Linked DNA regions of Homo sapiens: region 1 is linked to region 2. A link is a contact called in ENCODE Hi-C data. All regions are on one chromosome and are shown on one strand. Each heading gives the region's core, a stretch centred on a gene start or an enhancer-like site at or near the end of the contact. The rest is flanking DNA. Distances are from core to core; before and after follow the strand shown. Region 1 holds the start of SLC66A3 (solute carrier family 66 member 3). Region 2 holds the start of KIDINS220 (kinase D interacting substrate 220).

Region 1 (6,681 bases), core at 3,528-6,027, 2.3 Mb before region 2:
CAATACCCACGATCTCTATAGAGTGCCTTGAGATGGTCGCTTACAAAGGATTTTTACAGAAGGCAAATCCCTGAGCAAGAATATGAGACTGGGCCTTCTGGGCCCACGCTTCTGGCCTGCCTGCCATGTTGGGCTCCCACTGACCCCGGCAGCTGCCCCTCAGCTGCTGCACACATCTGCCCTCCACTCTGAGAAGCTGCAGAGGCGCAAGGATCCGAGGAGCCGCAACCATCCCTGGATGCGGGGGTCTGTGGCCGTGTTTTTAGAGTTAGAACAGCACCTGGATGGTCCAGTTGCCTTCCAGAAGAGCTGCCCGGTTGAGAGGGCAGTGGGGGAAAGCGTGAAGAACCACCCTCAATTTCGCTAAGAAGACTCCGGCTGTGAGGATGCTGCGAAGGCCACAGGGTCCCACATTCTCAGAAGAAAAGGCAGAGCTTCCTGCCTCCCCCTCACACCCAGCCATCTCCCTTCAGGACCGGAATCCCTGTGGTCTCCTGGGGCTACCTGTTTGTCTCATCACCCAGCTTTTTGGCTCCCTCCCTCTCACCTGTGTGTTCAGACCACTCAGGTCAGGAAGAAAGGGGAGCCGGAACCATGGGACTTCAACACACAGGAGGGGCCCCCCAGGGTCTCCAATCTCCTAAGCTGGGAAGGAATCCTGGAAAAGTCCGATTCACAAACAGGCTGTGCCTCCCTGGCCTGTTTCTGACAGTGCACAACTTAGCTGGGGGCGGAGTCAGAGGAGGTCACAGTGTTGCCCTGAGCACGAGGGCCTCCCACAGGCCTGGTCCCCGAGTGCGGGCCCCCACCGTGCCCAGCAGGGTCCCCACCCCCAGCTGCCTGCAGGCCCTCCGGGTGCTGTGCAGCTGAGCCACCTCCCAGCTTCAGGGACAAGCGGTGCCTCTGCCCTGCCCTGCCGCAGGGACTCTCCTCCTGCCAGCCTCCTGAGCAGCCCCCTCTGTTCCCCTGGGAGATTGAGCCCAGGGGGGCTGGCAGAGGGGGAGGCTGCACCCCAGCCCCTCTGTGGGGCCACAGCCAGCCACTGAGTGCTGAAGAACAAAAGCTATGGGGGTCTTCACCATCGAAGTAAGTGTGTGCTGACCCCTGGGACGCAGCCACAGTCCACAGGCCAGGCCTGAGAACCTGGGGATGTCAGAGCCCGTTCTCACCTTCAGGGGTCATCCATGCTGGCCTCCACAACTTACAGACCACTTGGGGAAATGGAGGCCCATAGACACCAAGAACATACAAGATGAAGAGCCTGGATTTCCCGAGGCTGATCTGGATGCAGCCGTTGCTGCCCCTGCAGGTTTTGCCGTCTACTCCCTGCTTTCCCTGGGATTCAAACTCCCCCCATCCCTGCAGCCTGGGGAGGTGGGGTGGGGACAGTGTCTTTCCTTTAGTTTTTAATGTTTCTTTTTTTTTGAGATGGAGTCTTGCTCTGTCGCCCAGGCTGGAGTGCAGTGGCGCGATCTCAGTCACTGCAACCTCCACCTCCCGGGTTCCAGCGGTTCTCCTGCTCAGCCTCCCGAGTAGCTGAGACTACATGTGTGCCACTACACCTGGCTAATTTCTTTTTTTTGAGGCGGAGTCTTGCTCTGTCACCCAGGCTGGAGTGCAGTGGCACGATCTCGGCTCACTGCAAGCTCCGCCTCCCGGGTTCACGCCATTCTCCTGCCTCAGACTCCCAAGTAGCTGGGACTACAGGCGCCAGCCACCACGCCCAGCTAATTTTTTGTATCTTTAGTAGAGACAGGGTTTCACCGTGTTAGCCAGGATGGTCTTGATCTCCTGACCTCGTGATCCGCCGGCCTGGGCCTCCCAAAGTGCTGGGATTACAGGTGTGAGCCACTGCACCCAGCCTACACTGGTTAATTTTTGTGTTTTTAGTAGAGATGGGGTTTCACCATGTTGGCAAGGCTGGTCTTGAACTCCTGACCTCAGGTTATCTGCCCGCCTCGGCCTCCCAAAGGGCTGGGATTACAGGCATGAGCCACCATGCCTGTCCCTTTAAAGTTTCTTTTAATAAGTAATCGCTATAGTGCTTATCATAATAAAATCATGCCAGCCGGGCATCTGACACAGCCCCATTTGTTTCCATTCCCATCTGCTCCATGCAGCCATTGGAGTTTTCTCCCTCAACACCTACTAGAGGGTTAAACAAAACGTACCCCCACCCAGGCTGGGGGACAAGTGACCTGGAGCAAGGGGTGGGCTCCAAAGGCATCCTACCCAGAGGCCAAGGCTCTACAGCCTAAGGGTCCACCGTGGGAGGGCCGCAGTCCATGGAAGGCTGCAGGCAGGGCAGGTTGGATGAATCTTGTGCTCCAGGAGGCTCCTGGCTGCAGAGAGCAGGGAGGCAGAGCCCAGCAGAGCCCTGGAGGCAGGAGAAGCAGCAAGGTTGGGAACTTGCGAGGGGGAAGGCTCCAGCTACAAGGAATGCCCCTGGGTGGCAGAGGCAGGTCCCTGGGCAGAGGCTCCTGCCCTTCACACCAAGCCACACTAAAAAGGCTTTTCTGGCATTATTAAGACACACTTCATGCTCCAATTGACTCAGTGCTCTCAAAACCAGGCTCTTAGTTTGCTCAAATGGAGACCCAAAGAGGGCCCGTGCCCTCCAGGTGGCTGACTGCGACAGCCCTGGGGTTCCTTCTGCTCTAACTCCGGCTGCTGCCTGATCTGGTCAGGGGCCCGGGGGCCCAGCTGGCAAGCATGGCCAGCCCCAGGTGGGCCTCCCAGGCAAGGCTGGGAAGGGCATGAGGGAGGCAGGCAGGGAGACAGGAGGGCCAGGAGGATGGGTCCTGACACAGCCAAGCCCATTTTACAGAAGTCTGTGTGCCTGGCCCTGGCCCTGGCTTGGAGGCTGCAGAGCTGGTGCACCAGCCCCGACAGAGCCCCCTTTACCTGCACGTGATCAACTGCAAGACCCTTAGACAGGCCAGCAGGGATGGCAGCAAGCTGCTGCCCCACCCAACCCTTGAGCTCCCATGCCCAGGAAGATCCTTCCACTGCCAGAGGTCTAGCTTTCACTAAGGTGAGCTGGGAGAGGTGACAGCTGGCAGATCTAATAGGAGCCCTCACCTGCGTATCTCTGAGGGTTTGCATTTTTCAAGCAATGCTGCAAAAGTGGTGGAAATGCAGGCCTAGGGGCTGGCGGCAGGAGGGAATCTATAGACTCTACAGACAGCCTGGCTTCTTTTCCTTCATGGGTCCAGCTTCAGCTTCCCCAGCTCAGGGACCTAGCAAGGGGCCGAGGCCAAATCCCACTCCTGGCTTTCATGCCCTTGTCCCCTCTCCCACCTGAACAGTCACCACAGCCACTTCCAGCCTGTGTCCTTTGCCACAACCTCATCGCTCCAGCCTCTCTGCTCCCAGCCTGGTGGTGGCACCAACCTGAAACGCATGCTGCCCACCTCCCCTGGGTGCCTCTCAACCCTGCCATCCAGCCTGGGACCCCCCCCTCCCCACCCCGCAGGGTAGAGTCACTCACAAGCCTGGAAGAGGTCACAGTCCCTCCCACTGCAAGCCTTTCCCAAAAATTTCCCCTCAAAGCCCCCTATTGGATGACTGTGCCCAGGGCCGGGCTCCATAGGGCCGGCGCGGGGTCCAAAGCCTGAGTGGGACCCCTCACCCTCCCACACCTGAGGTCTCCTCTTTCTCCCCCGCACCCCTTGGCTTCTTCCCATCCTGTATGCCGCACCCCCCACCCCGCCCACCAGGAAGGCTTGTGTGGAGGACCAGGCTTCAGACCCCACTGGGTGATGGCGGGGGGCAAAGGGGAAGGCCTGGCCTGGCCAGGGGGAAGGGGCGAGACCACTAGGTTGAGGTATGTGTTTTCCTATTGTTGGGGCTCAAAAATGATACCCCAAAAGTTTGGCGCTCTGGCATGATGAATACTTTGAATAGGAAAGCCTTAGAAGCTGCCTCAGAATCAAGGATTTAACGACCTTTCCGTCACCCCTTCCCAACTGCAGAGACTCTCCAACTTCCTTACAGATGACTAAGGAAACTTCTTTCTACAAGAAATGCAATTGTCTTAAGACCCTCTCCCAAGGAATCTCATTAAATAACCAGGAAAGATTCCCCACCAATCACCGGGAGAAGAGAAGAGATTCATACATTCTTAGTTCAACCCCTTATTTCACAGGTGAGGAAACCGAGGCCCGAGAACGAGGTTGACGGTGCGTGGTGAGTTTAGGGACAATGAATATGACAGCCTCGAGGTGCAAATGGCCTTGCTCAGGGCCAGCAGGTTTTGTCACTAGCGCACCAAGGGCTGCCTCCGCTGGGTCTGTTTTCTCATCTGTAAAATGGGCGTGCGCAATCAATTCGTGCCACGCGGGGCTTGGTGAGAAACAATGTACGCGGGTGGCGGGTGGCCGTGGGAAGAGCACCCCGAGCCCCTAGGCTCCCTAGTTCACCCTCGGCCGCCCAGCTGCGACGCCGGCGCGCGGGGATCATCCCCGCCCTACTTCGAGCCGAGGCTCTCCTGGGCTCCCAGCCGGCAGCAGCTGCGAGGGGGCAGGAGGCAGCCCCGGCCGCCCCGGGCCTTACCCTGCCAGCTCCAGAAGTAAACTCGGAAGGCTGAGGCCCCGCGCGCTGCGCGCCGCTAGCACAGCGGAGATCTGCGGCAGCTTCAGCGCGGCGCACACGCCCAGCGTGCTCCAGTTACACAGCCCCAGCAGCGCCGCCTCCATAGCGCCACGGGCGCGGGCACCTGGGCGGCCGCAGCGAGAAGGGACCGCTCAGCCTCGGCGGCGCAGCTCTGCCGAAGCCTTCCGCCTTCCCGGGATCCGCCCGGGACCACCCGGCCAGGGCCCGCCCCTCCGCGCGCCGCCAGGCCCCGGACCCGCCTCGCTCCGCCCCTCCCCTGGACGCACCCCGCCCCCGGGCCCGCCCCGCCCCTCCCGCCCGGGCCCGCCCCGCCCCGCCCCTCCCGCCCGGGCCCGCCCCGCCCCCTGGCCAGCCTCATCTCGCCTCGCCTACGGGCCCGCCCGGGCTCGCTCAGTCCTCGGACTACCCTCATCTCGCCCCGCCCCCAGATTCGCCCCCTCCCGGTCGGCCTCACCTAGCCCAATCCCGTGGCCAACCTCGCCTCGCCCCGCCCCTCCTCGCCCCGCCCCTCCCCTCCTAGCCCCGCCCCGGGCGACAGTCCCACCCTGGCCTGCGGGCTCCACCAGCAGCTGCTTCGCATTTCCGCGTTCTTGCCACCCGATAGTTTAGCCGCCGCCGGGAGCCGCCCTGGAAGTCCGGCTTTTCCACGGGTTGGGTGGACCGAGAGGCAAATGGCCCCGGGGGATGGGCCATTCTGCCGGGATTTTTCCCTCCCTGCAAGTGTTTTAGTTTCTCTCACTAAGCATTTCAGGAGTTAAAGCCTCCTGCTTAAGGGCTGAGTGCACCCTCCCGACTTACAGGTGGGGAACCAGGCTGGAGAGACTTTCTGGGACCAGAGCCCCAGGGTCGCCTCATTTGTGCCCTTTCAGAGCACGCGGCCTGTCTCCAGCCTGGGACTGAAGGCTTCCCTCCTAGCGGCGTGGGCCCTGAGGGGCCACCGGAAGCCTTGAACTTGAGCACTTCACAGTGAAACTGTTTCTTAAGGATTTCTCCTGATAAAGTAACTTGGACGTGGCCGTCTAAGCCACAAACTGAGGGAAAGGGAAGGACGCATTTTCCAACCTCTGAAAATCGCCTGTGTATTAGGGCCTGGTTATGAAGCAGGCAAAAAAGCACCAAAATGCAATGCCAGAATCCACGATCCCTGGTTTTGTGCCATAAATCTCAGCCGGGAAGTGTGAGGGACGGGAGCTGGGTCAGCTTCGGAGTTCGGAATTCTGGCCGAGGCTCTTTCTCTCCAGCCTCACCGGCCCATCACCTCCGCCTATGGAAAAAAAAAAACAGGTGCTGAGTCCTGCCTCCCAAGTCTAAATGAGAAAAGGATGTTCAGAAGGGAACCCTTAAAGGAAACGGCTTGGACCTGCCCTGGCTAGATCGATACTGATCGTTATTGACCCCGCGAAGCGGGAAGATTGCTTGAGGCCAGGAGTTCAAGACCAGCCTGAGCAACATAGGGAAACCCCCGCCTCTACTAAAAATACAAAAATTAGCCGAGCGTGGTGGCGCGTGCCTGTGGTCCCAGCTACTCGGGAGGCTGAGACAGGAGGATGGCTTGAACCCAGGAGGCGGAGGTTGCAGTGAGTCGAGATCGCGCCACTTCACTCTAGCCTGGGAGACAGAGCCAGACCCTGTCTCAAAAATAAATAAATAATATGTATATAAATTTTTTGAAGAAGAAAATAGAGAAGAGCTTTTTTTTTTTTTTGAGACGGAGTTTCACTCTTGTCGCCCAGGCTGGAGTGCAGTGGCACGATCTCTGCTCACTGCGACCTCCACCTCCGGGGTTCAAGTGATTCTCCTGCCTCTGCCTCCCAAGTAGCTGGAATTACAGGCATGTGCCACCACTCCCGGCTAATTTTTGTATTTTTAGTACAGACGGGGTTTCGAACTCCTGACCTCAGGTGATCCACCTGCCTTGGCCTCCCAAAGTGCTGGGATTACAGGCATGAGCCACCGCGCCCAGCGTAAAGAGCTTTTTAACAAGCATCAGCAGCAATGACTATAGGAACATCTAGAACCTGTTGAGTGCCTCCTGCGTGCCAGGTGTTTTACTTTCATCATGCCATG
Region 2 (5,901 bases), core at 2,490-4,989:
TTGATGTGTTATGCATCCCTAACATGTTTAAAAGCAAGCTGTACCCTGATCCCCCTGGGCACATGTCCTTAGGACTGCCTGAGAGTATGTCACGGGTGCTCCTTAGCATTGGCAAAATAAACTTTCTTAATTGACTGAGACTGTCTCAGATATTTTGGGTTCATACCCTCATGAAACAAGGAGAGAATACCCCCACACATACAATGAAGACCTAAATGGTGTGATTTCTTTGGTAATGGCTTTGCTAAGGGCAGCCACTCTTGTAAACAGGGCGGGGTGGAGGAGGGGGTGTCGGAGGTATGGTGGGATATAAGGATGAAGTCGACCTTAGAGTCGGGGAGAGAACAAGGACAGAGATTAAATGTGCCTTCTTTAACACAGCCTTTCTGAGTCCTGACACTGTCCCAGGCACTGTGCAGTACGAAGATAAGCACGGAGAATGAAATGGCCAACTCTGTGGGGGTCCACTAGGAAGGTTCACAAAAGAGGTGACCCCCTCTGCTGTATCTTAAATAGAATTTGCCCATCACATTCGGTTGGATGAGGCTAGGAAGAATGTCCAGGTTGGAGAACATCACTTTGGAAAAGAATGGAGATGAGAAGGAGCACGGCTCAAAGTTCCAGGAACTGTCAATATTTACCAGCCTTGGGGTGGGAGTAGCAGCGTGGGAGGGGGCAGGAAACAGAGCAGGGCCAGCCTCTGAAGAGCCTCGAGTGTTAAGTACCATTTGGGAATTTGTTCTGGGGAAACAGAAGGCCACTGAAGAGTTTAATGAAAGAAGTGGCATTAGCTGGCAAGCTTGTGGAGAAATGGTTAGCAGGGCTACTGGGTTAGCAGGGAGAGTTGCTGGGGGTATTCGGATAGTCCCGGTTGGGAGCTCTGAGGCCTTTAAACAGATCACTGGGATGAAAGTGGCTACAGTCAGGTGATGGGCTGATTAACTGACCATTTAATCAGGGGGAAGATGACTTCCAACTTCCGGTTTTGGTGGTTAGGGTTGGAGCCAGGTCTCTGAAACTAGTGACGCAGGAGCAAGGGTGGGTGGGAGGGGTATGGGTGAGTCCAGTGGGGACAGAACTCTGCAACCCCAACAATTCATGGGAGGTGGAATCTGAGAAGGAGCTGCCAGAAGAATGGGATAGAAGCCCAGGAGAAGAAATATTTCCAGGAGGGGGCCGGGCGCGGTGGCTCACGCCTGTAATCCCAGCACTTTGGGAGGCTGAGGCGGGCGGATCATGAGGTCAGGAGATCGAGACCATCCTGGCTAACACGATGAAACCCCGTCTCTACTAAATATACAAAAAATTAACCGACCGCGGTGGCGGGCGCCTGTAGTCCCAGCTACTCGGGAGGCTGAGGCAGGAGAATGGCGTGAATCCGGGAGGTAGAGCTTGCAGTGAGTTGAGATCGCACCACTGCACTCCAGCCTGGGCAACAGAACGAGACTCTGTCTCCAAAAAAAAAAAAAAGAAATATTTCCAGGAGGGAGTGCTAAACTGTGCTACCAAGAGAGGGAGGGAAGAGGATGAGGGAGGACAGAAGGAGGACTAGGGGAAGTGGTGGGAGGATTGGAGAGGCTTGGGTGGCTGGAGGAAGACGGGAGGACAGAGGGGGGGATGGGAGGAAGAGGGGTGTGGGGAGAGTTGGGGGAGGATGTGGGGGCAGAGGGTGGAGGAAGCAGTGAGAGGATAAGAGGAGGATGGAGGGGATTGAGGGAAACAGCTGGAGGCTGAGGAAAGATGGGGTTGGGGGGTGGTGGGAAGGGTAGTGGATGCTGGGGGAGGCAGCCTTCTATTTCCATAGGACAAATTTGATACTCTTCTAATCCCTTCAGTGGCCTTCTATTTCCCTAGAACAAATTCCCAAATGGTACTTAACACTCAAGGCCCTTCAGAGGCTGACCCCTGCTCCATCTACTGCCCCCTCCCATGCTGCCACCCCAGCCCCAAGGCTGGCAAATATTGACAGTTCCTGGAACTTTGGGCCACCCTCCTTCTCATCTCTATTCTTTTCCAAAGTGTTGTTCCCCGACCTGGACATTCTTCCTAGCCCCATCCAACTGATGTGATGGACAAACTATACTTCAGATACAGCTGGAGGTGCGGGGGGGGGGGGTCCCTTCTTTTGTGAACCTTCCTAGTGGACCCCAAGCAGAGTTGGTAACTCCATCCTCTGTGCTTACCTCCTTACTGCACTGTGCCTAGGACATGGTCAGGACTCAGAAAGGCTGTGCTAAATAACGCACATTTAACCTGTTTCCTTGTCTTCTCCCCTACTCTAAGGTTGGCTTCATCCTTATATCCTACTGATATGGTTTGGCTCTGTGACCCCACCCAAATCTCATCTCGAATTGTATTCCCCATAATCCCCACGTGTCAAGGGAGGGACTTGGTCGGGGGTGATTGGATCACGTCAGCGGTTTCCCCCGTGCTGTTCTCGTGATAGTGAGTGAATTCTCACGAGATCTGTTGGATGTAAAAGGGGCTTTTGACCCTTTTGCTGGGCACCTCTCTTCCTGCAGCCATGTGACGAAGGACGTGTTTGCTTCCCTTTCCGCCATGATTTTAAGTTTCCTGAGGCTTCTCCAGCCATGCAGAACTGTGAGTCAATTAAACCTCTTTTCTTTATAAATTACCCTGTCTCAGGTGGTTCTTTATAGCAGTGTGAAAACGGGCTAATACACCTACCATACTTCTAACCCCCAACGCCTGACCCACCCTGCCCTGTTTACAACAGTGGCTGGCCTTAGCAAGTCATTATCGAAGAAATCACACCATTTAGGACTCCACTGTACACGTTGGGGTGTTCGCTCCTTGTTTCATGAGGGGCACACCAACTTCCGTTTTTGTTTGTTTGTTTGTTTGTTTGGAGATAGGATCTTGCCCTGTTGCCCTGGCTGAAGTGCAGTGGTGTGATCTCAGCTCACTGCAGCCTCGAACTCCTGGGCTCAAGTGATCCTCTCACCTCTGTCTCCTAAGTGGCTGGGACTACAGGTGTGCAACACCACGCCTGGCTAAGTTTTGTATTTTTGTATTTTTTTTTTTTTTTTTTTTTTTTGTAGAGAAGAGGTCTCTCCATGTTGCCCAGGCTGGTTTCAAACTCCTGAGCTCAAGTGATCCTCCGTCTTGGCCTCCCAAAATGCTGGGATTACAGGAGTGAGCCATTGTCCCCACCCCGCACCAACTTCTGATGAAGTCAGGCTCCTTATTGGCTTTTTCCTGAGTTGCCAGGTTGACACATTGGTGGGTGCTTTTCGATGGTTCGCAACCTACGCACGTCGTAATCATCCTTGGACCTTTTCAAAAATCAAGATTGACGCTTGTTGGCAGCAAGGCCTAGGAATGTGGAGGCTGAAGGAGGTGAGGGGAGGTGCTGGGAGACCTGGAAGGAGTGTGAACTACAGGCCCCGCGAAAGGCAGAGGTCTCGCTCCTGGATCCGGAAGAAGGCTGCTGAGCGGGCTTTCATTTCTTATGTATGTGCAGTTTCTTCTGAAGATATAATTGATGTTTATTTCTCTGAATAAGCTTGATTATAATGGAAAATAGGGATAATAAATTAACTGTAATAAGAGTGACATTGACACTGAAAAACCTTGCCTGGGGCGCTTGTCCTGGGTGTCCCCGCCCCGCGGCCCCTCCAGCCCCGCCTGCTCTACGCCCCGCCCCGCCCCTCCCCTCCACGCCCAGGGGGCGTGGCAACCCGGAGTCCCTCCCCTACCCAGGGCACGTGATCTGTCAGTTCGCGGAGAGGGAAGAATATGGCCGCCGGGTGTGGTGAGGGCGACGCGCTTGCAGTCGCCGTCTCTTGCTTCCCCGTCCTCTGACATCGCCTGCAGCCGAGCGGGCCCGTTCCGCCGGAGCTGAGGACCAGGTTGGGAGACCGTCAGTGTGGAGGCCGGTCCGCGAAGCTTTGCCGCGGGATTGGGGAGGAGTCGGGGGCGAGGCCGGGCTCGGGGAGTCGGGCGGGGAGGTGGGACAGCCGAGGAGTGCGCGGAAGGGGCGAGCTCGGACCGGGGGTCCCGGGGAGGGCATGGCGCGGGCCCCGGACGCTCGGGCCCCGGCTTTCGGGGCGAGTCCGCGTTTCCTGGAGCGCCGGGAAGGTCTCCGACCTTGGAGTCTCTGGTGGTCTGTCTCCTGAGGGGCCCCTCGGGTGGGTTGGGGTGAAGGGTGTTGGTAAAACCGTTTTTTTTCTTTTGCCAAGCAGCCTCTGGCACATCCACCACCTTGAGAGCCCCCTTAGCTGGTACCGCTAGTCTTTCTAGGTTCCTCCTCCTAGGCTTCCACGGGCCGGGAGGTGTTGTTTTCTCCCTTGCTTTTATCGTGGGCTCCATTGCTCCATTGTCCTGTGCAGGCTTTTAAACGCCTGGCAAAATAGTGCAAGCCATTGATTTCCACGCCTCCAAGATTTATTTATAGGGAAATAATTTCTTCATCACTTTGTAATGTTGGAATTTTTATTCTTTCAAGTTGACAGGTTTAAACCGATGAAAAATTTTTTTATGAATAACTATGCAGCCATCTCTGCTCCCTATGGGCGCTTGTTAAAAATGTAGATTTCTTAGCGTTTTAGAGATTCCCATTCCTTCGGCCTGAGGTGTGGCTCGGGAATCACCCCTTCAGGTTCGTTCCTGTCCACATTTTGACAACACTGAGGACCAGACATCTACACCTTTTTAAACCACCGTGGGGTATTGAGTGCAGAGCCCAGGTTGGGAAATGCCGTGGCCAGGTGTGTTCTTTGTTCTCTTCTAGCTTTACTAGCATGGACTACTTTCATCAGAATCATTTTGGGGTGCTTGTTAAAATGTCAGTTTCTGGGCACCACCCCAGATCTAGGGAATGGGATTCTCCCGGGGAGGAGCTCAAGGGATATGTGTATTTGACAAGCTTCCCAAATAATTTTGGTGCACACAAGTTTGAGAATCCTTGTTCTACACCCTTTGTGTGAATAATTTCCAGATCATTCACACACAGTGTGAACGGTATCTTTTTCCAAGTATTGGGTGGGTTTCTCCAACCTAGTTCTTTTGGGACACTTCAAATTCAGCCTGGCCAAAGCCCCATTCGCCCAGCTGGGGTGGTGGAAGGGAGGAGGCATAACTTAAGTAGAGAAAAGTCTGCTCTTTCTCCTGCTTTTTTTTTTTTGGTTAAGGGCAGCTCCATTCTTCAGTCACCTATGCTGGGCATCTGGTCATCTTCCACCTGTTTTCTTTTCCAACCAGTCACATAGTTTTATCTTTATATCCAGAATATCTCTTCTGGATATTTTGGTAGTTCAGAAAGTTCAAATGTCAGGGATTTTATATTTTTCAAGTTAATATCCCTCATTTCTTCTCTATTCCCACTGCCTCTCTTGTGTACTGTCTGGTGATTCCTTGACTGGTATCTAGGGCCCTGATTCTTTGTATTTTTCCAGTCTGGGTCACATACACTGCCAGATTAATTTTTATAGGATCATGTATGAATGTGCCATCCCCTTCTTCCTGCTTTTGCTCAAGAACGGTCAGTTTCTCCATTTTATGTGCTACTGTATTTGTCAGGGCTGTTTAGAAGACAGTAGAAACTTAAACCTTTTACTTCAAGGAAAAGGAGATAATAGGATTGAATGAGAGTCAGAAAGAAGTCAGGATCCCAGGTACCTCCATTTTCTACATCTCCCTGGGGCAACTTTTTTTTTTTTTTTTTTTTTTTGAGACAGGGTCTGGCTCTGTTGCCCAGGCTGGAGTGCAGGTGGTGTGATCTTGGCTCACTGCAGCCCTGACCTCCTCTTAGGGGCCACATTTGTTCTCTTACTTAGGAGGAGTCTCTTTTCTGTTCATATCTGTTGTATTCTCTCTTTGCTGATTGGCTGTCTCAGAACTGTATCATTTTATGTGTGACCCATATTGATTGGCCCAGTC

Evidence for each region. Hi-C counts contacts between places; a loop is a spot of excess contacts on that map. Pooled maps may share reads with other maps.
Region 1: a loop to region 2 is called in a map of CD8-positive, alpha-beta T cell, with 7 times the contacts of the local background. The contact joins the promoter of SLC66A3 here to the promoter of KIDINS220 in region 2. A Hi-C loop is called at or near these places in 2 of 168 maps with a recorded cell type or tissue (CD4-positive, alpha-beta memory T cell and CD8-positive, alpha-beta T cell) and 6 of 50 pooled maps.

The regions. Positions count from the first base shown.
Region 1 is chr2:11,153,563-11,160,243 of GRCh38, reverse strand. SLC66A3 (solute carrier family 66 member 3) reads right to left here and starts at 4,777. Exons shown (of 7, transcript NM_152391.5): 1 at 4,555-4,777. The coding sequence starts at 4,697. It also overlaps a transcript of CIMIP5 not described here. RefSeq lists silencers at 1,452-1,700, 4,361-4,600, 4,711-5,190.
Region 2 is chr2:8,835,451-8,841,351 of GRCh38, reverse strand. KIDINS220 (kinase D interacting substrate 220) reads left to right here and starts at 3,739. Exons shown (of 30, transcript NM_020738.4): 1 at 3,739-3,872. RefSeq lists silencers at 3,563-3,612, 3,623-3,682.